2 separate regions of the Mus musculus genome follow, and region 1 is linked to region 2. The links are chromatin loops, found by intact Hi-C in ENCODE. Cell type or tissue: left cerebral cortex. All regions are shown on one strand. Each heading gives the region's core, and the rest is flanking DNA. Links, peaks and the distances in the headings are about the cores only.

Evidence for each region. Hi-C counts contacts between places; a loop is a spot of excess contacts. Peaks named below come from ENCODE experiments on the same cell type or tissue, not always from the same donor. Only the 100,000 strongest peaks of a DNase experiment are listed, where the experiment ranks them.
Region 1: it touches region 2 in a loop (7-fold over the local background); 14 of 42 quality-filtered maps call a loop at or near these places.

Annotation. Positions count from the first base shown.
Region 1 is chr6:70,405,160-70,408,086 of GRCm38, reverse strand. It overlaps Igk and Igkv6-15. Among named protein-coding and RNA genes, the nearest start is that of Gm46962, 190 kb to the right of the region's middle. In left cerebral cortex, for the core only: no CTCF peak of the experiment used is centred there; a DNase peak (open chromatin) is centred at 1,575; H3K27ac peaks cover 327 bases.
Region 2 is chr6:70,259,262-70,262,188 of GRCm38, reverse strand. It overlaps Igk, Igkv6-23 and the pseudogene Gm8836. Among named protein-coding and RNA genes, the nearest start is that of Gm46962, 40 kb to the right of the region's middle. In left cerebral cortex, for the core only: no CTCF peak of the experiment used is centred there; a DNase peak (open chromatin) is centred at 1,766; H3K27ac peaks cover 438 bases.

The sequences.
Region 1 (2,927 bases), core at 115-2,614, 150 kb before region 2:
CCCTCCATCCTCCTACTGCTCTACATACCATACCTCCTACCCACACCCCAGTCTCCTCATGGATACTGCCAGCTCCCATGCCACGTGACCTCTAATCTCCCGAGGGCATCTAGACTCTTGAGGCTTAGGTGCTTCACTTCTGAATGAACACAGATCCAGCAGTCCTCCGCTGTATGTGTGTTGGTGGCCTCATTGCAGCTGGTGTATGCTGCCTGTTTGGTGATCCAGTGTTTGAGAGATCTCTGGGGTCCAGAATAATTGAGACTGTTGTATCTCCTCAGCGTCTTTCAGTCTTTCCCTGATTCAACATTAGGGGTCATTGTTTCTGTCCATTGGTTGGCTACAAATATCTGCATGTGACTCAGCTGCTTGTTGGGAATGCAGTCATGCTAGGTCCCTTTCTGTGAGTGCTCCATAGCCTCAGTGATAGTGTCAGTCCTTGGGACTGCCCCTTGAGCTGGATTCCACTTTGGGCCTGTCACTGGATCTTCTTTTCTTCAGGCTCCCCTCCATTTCTATCCCTGTAATTTTTTCAGCCAGGAACAAATATGTGTCAGAGTTGTTAGTGTGGAATGGGACCCTCTTCCCTCATTTGATCCCCTGTCTTCCTGATGGAGGTGAGCTCTATAAGTTCACTCTCCCTACTATTGGGCATTTCATCCCTTTGAGTTTTGAGAGTCTCTCACCTCCCAGGTCTCTGGTGCATTCTGGAGGGTCCTCCCAACCTCATACCTCCCGAGGTTGCCTGTTGACAGTCTTTCTGCTGGCCCTCAGTGTTTCAGTCCTTTTCCCTCACCCAATATCTGATTTTGATGGAAGCCTGTCATGAGAACATCTATAGACTTGTGGTTTCAGAGCTTTAAATTGGTCCTTGAGCTTCAATTTTGACTTCCTTCCCAGTGATTACTTCCTGTCTTTGGTAGTATTTTTGACTGTTTATTTAACCTGGATACTCTCAAACAGCTGTGTAATTTACTTCCTTATTTGATGACTGCTTTGCATAGATCCCTAGAGGCCAGCCCAGCTGCCCATGATTTATAAACCAGGTCTTTGCAGTGAGATCTGAAATACATCAGATCAGCATGGGCATCAAGATGGAGTCACAGACTCAGGTCTTTGTATACATGTTGCTGTGGTTGTCTGGTGAGACATTTAAAAGTATTATAACATCTTAAAAGTAATTTTTTAAATAGCTATTTCCTATAGGAAGCCAATATTAGGCAGACAATGCCATTAGATAAGACATTTTGGATTCTAACATTTGTATCATGAAGTCTTTGTATATGTAAGTGTAGACTCATTATCTATTTCTGATTGCAGGTGTTGATGGAGACATTGTGATGACCCAGTCTCAAAAATTCATGTCCACATCAGTAGGAGACAGGGTCAGCGTCACCTGCAAGGCCAGTCAGAATGTGGGTACTAATGTAGCCTGGTATCAACAGAAACCAGGGCAATCTCCTAAAGCACTGATTTACTCGGCATCCTACCGGTACAGTGGAGTCCCTGATCGCTTCACAGGCAGTGGATCTGGGACAGATTTCACTCTCACCATCAGCAATGTGCAGTCTGAAGACTTGGCAGAGTATTTCTGTCAGCAATATAACAGCTATCCTCTCACAGTACTTCAGCCTCCTACATAAACCTCCTCTGAGATTCTAACCAGCTGCCTGCACCTCACATCCCTAGACCTACACACTTCCCCTCTGCCTGCAGCTGCTATGCCTGTCTGTTGCAAAGTTTGGTAGAAAATTAATGAATAGATCCTTTGACTTGGAATGTTTTAATGGCAAAAAAGAAGTAAAGAGATTAAATCTTTATTTTTTTTAATTCTCATGCTCAGATTCTGTGTATTGAACATAACAAATTTACCTTTTTCTATGTGACATACAGTTGTGCCCTCTGACATGCACACACACACACACACACACACACACACACACATACACACACATGCACATACCAGTACACACACACACACAGGGTTTTATGAATCTATAAAAATCTAGGATACAGTAAATAGCTATTTAAATAGCTATTTTCTATAGGAAGCCAGTATTAGGCAGACAATGCCATTAGATGAGACATTTTTGATTCTAACGTTTGCATCATGAAGTCTTTGTATATGTAAGTGTATACTCATTATCTATTTCTGATTGCAGGTGTTGATGGAGACATTGTGATGACCCAGTCTCAAAAATTTATGTCCACTTCAGTAGGAGAGAGGGTCATCATCACCTGCAAGGCCAGTCAGAATGTAGGTACTGCTGTAGCCTGGTATCAACAAAAACCAGGGCAATCTCCTAAAGCACTGATTTACTGGGCATCCAACTGGTACACTGGAGTCCCTGATCGCTTCACAGGCAGTGGATCTGGAGAAAATATGATGTTTGAATTGTTAACAACATAATTGATCTAGGCTTACTATTCTTAGGCCATATCTGCCTGTGCTTTCTTCTCATTTACTTCCCAATGATGAGACTGATACCTCATTCCACACTACACTACACTAATGGTAAATATGATTTTGTATCATGGGAATAAAGTTTGTTTTTCTTTTTTCTTTTTTTTTTTTTGCGAGATAGGGTTTCTCTGTATATCCCTGGCTGTGCTGGAACTCACTTTGTAGACCAGGCTGGCCTCGAACTCAGAAATCTCCCTGCCTCTCCCACCCAAATGCTGGGATTAAAGGCATGTGCCAGCACACCCGGCTTCTTTTCTGTCTTATAATAATTAACAGTGTTTGATATTTGTTGAGGGTAATACTTTGTACATCAATAAAACAATATGTTAAGTAATCTCAACATGCATTAATTGAAAACTTATTTTGTTCTTGTTATTTATTTTTGAGAGAAGGTATCATGGCCTGTTAAACTGGGGAGTGGATTTTGATCTCACAAAATTCCACCTACCTCTTCCTAAGTGCT
Region 2 (2,927 bases), core at 228-2,727:
CCACTTCCCTTTTCTTTTGCTGTTGCTGTTGGAAAGGATTTATTCTTTCCTCGTGATTGAACCAACGGATGTTTTACTATTATTTCTGTAAAACTCATCTGTTGATTTTTTATTAATTGGTTAATTAATCAATTTTGTTTACACTCCATATTTTATTCAACCCCTCCATCCTCCTACTGCTCTACATACCATACCTCCTACCCACACCCCAGTCTCCTCATGGATACTGCTAGCTCCCATGCCACGTGACCTCTAATCTCCCTAGGGCATCTGGACTCTTGAGGCTTAGGTGCTTCACTTCTGAATGAACACAGATCCAGCAGTCCTCTGCTGTATGTGTGTTGGTGGCCTCATATCAGCTGGTGTATGCTGCCTGTTTGGTGATCCAGTGTTTGAGAGATCTCTGGGGTCCAGAATAATTGAGACTGTTGTATCTCCTCAGTGTCTTTCAGTCTTTCCCTGATTCAACATTAGGGGTCATTGTTTCTGTCCATTGGTTGGCTACAAATATCTGCATGTGACTCAGCTGCTTGTTGGGAATGCAGTCATGCTAGGTCCCTTTCTATGAGTGCTCCATAGCCTCAGTGATAGTGTCAGGCCTTGTGGCTGCCACTTGAGCTGGATTCCACTTTGGGCCTATCACTGGATCTTCTTTTCTTCAGGCTCCCCTCCATTTCCATCCCTGTAATTCTTTCAGCCAGGAACAAATATGGGTCAGAGTTGTTAGTGTGGAATGGCACCCTCTTCCCTCATTTGATCCCCTGTCTTCCTGATGGAGGTGGGCTCTATAAGTTCACTCTCCCTACTGTTGGGCATTTCATCCCTTTGATTCCCGAGAGTCTCTCACCTCCCAGGTCTCTGGTGCATTCTGGAGGGTCCTCCCAACCTCCTACCTCCCGAGGTTACCTGTTGACAGTCTTTCTGCTGGCCCTCAGTGTTTCAGTCCTTTTCTCTCACCCAATATCTGATTTTGATGGAAGCCTGTCATGAGAACATCTATAGACTTGTGGTTTCAGAGCTTTAAATTGGTCTTTGAGCTTCAATTTTGACTTCCTTCCCAGTGATTACTTCCTGTCTTTGGTAGTATTTTTGACTGTTTATTTAACCTGGATACTCTCAAACAGCTGTGTAATTTACTTCCTTATTTGATGACTGCTTTGCATAGATCCCTAGAGGCCAGCACAGCTGCCCATGATTTATAAACCAGGTCTTTGCAGTGAGATCTGAAATACATCAGACCAGCATGGGCATCAAGATGGAGACACATTCTCAGGTCTTTGTATACATGTTGCTGTGGTTGTCTGGTGAGACATTTAAAAGTATTATAAAATCTTAAAAGTAATTTATTTAAATAGCTATTTCCTATAGGAAGCCAATATTAGGCAGACAATGCCATTAGATAAGACATTTTGGATTCTAACATTTGTATCATGAAGTCTTTATATGTGTAAGTGTATACACATTATCTGTTTCTGTTTGCAGGTGTTGAAGGAGACATTGTGATGACCCAGTCTCACAAATTCATGTCCACATCAGTAGGAGACAGGGTCAGCATCACCTGCAAGGCCAGTCAGGATGTGGGTACTGCTGTAGCCTGGTATCAACAGAAACCAGGGCAATCTCCTAAACTACTGATTTACTGGGCATCCACCCGGCACACTGGAGTCCCTGATCGCTTCACAGGCAGTGGATCTGGGACAGATTTCACTCTCACCATTAGCAATGTGCAGTCTGAAGACTTGGCAGATTATTTCTGTCAGCAATATAGCAGCTATCCTCTCACAGTGCTTCAGCCTCCTACATAAACCTCCTCTGAGATTCTAACCAGCTGCCTGCACTACACCTCCCTAGACCTACACACTTCCCCTCTGCCTGCAGGTGCTATGCCTGTGTGTTGCAAAGTTTGGTAGAAAATTAACGAACTGATCCTTTGATTTGGAAGGTCTTTATGGAAAAAAAGAAGTAAAGAGATTAAATCTTTATTTTTTTTAATTCTCATGCTCAAATTCTGTGTATTGAACATAACAAATTTACCTTTTTCTATGTGACATACAGTTGTGCCCTCTGACATGCACACACACACACACACACACACACACATGCACATACCAGTACACACACACACAGGGTTTTATGAATCTATAAAAATCTAGGATACAGTAAATAGCTATTTAAATAGCTATTTTCTATAGGAAGCCAGTATTAGGCAGACAATGCCATTAGATGAGACATTTTTGATTCTAACGTTTGCATCATGAAGTCTTTGTATATGTAAGTGTATACTCATTATCTATTTCTGATTGCAGGTATTGATGGAGACATTGTGATGACCCAGTCTCAAAAATTTATGTCCACTTCAGTAGGAGAGAGGGTCAGCATCACTTGCAAGGCCAGTCAGAATGTAGGTACTCCTGTAGCCTGGTATCAACAGAAACCAGGGCAATCTCCTAAAGCACTGATTTACTGGGCATCAAACTGGTACACTGGAGTCACTGATCGCTTCACAGGCAGTGGATCTGGAGAAAACATGATGTTTGAATTGTTAACAACATAATTGATCTAGGCTTACTATTCTTAGGCCATATCTGCCTGTGCTTTCTTCTCATTTACTTCCCAATGAAGAGACTGTGATACCTCATTCCACACTACACTACACTAATGGTAAATATGATTTTGTATCATGGGAATAAAGTTTGTTTTTCTTTTTTTTTCTTTTTCTTTTTTTTTTTTTTTTTTTTTTTGCGAGACAGGGTTTCTCTGTATAGCCCTGGCTGTGCTGGAACTCACTTTGTAGACCAGGCTGGCCTCGAACTCAGAAATCTGCCTGCCTCTCCCACCCAAATGCTGGGATTAAAGGCATGTGCCAGCACACCCGGCTTCTTTTCTGTCTTATAATAATTAACAGTGTTTGATATTTGTTGAGGGTA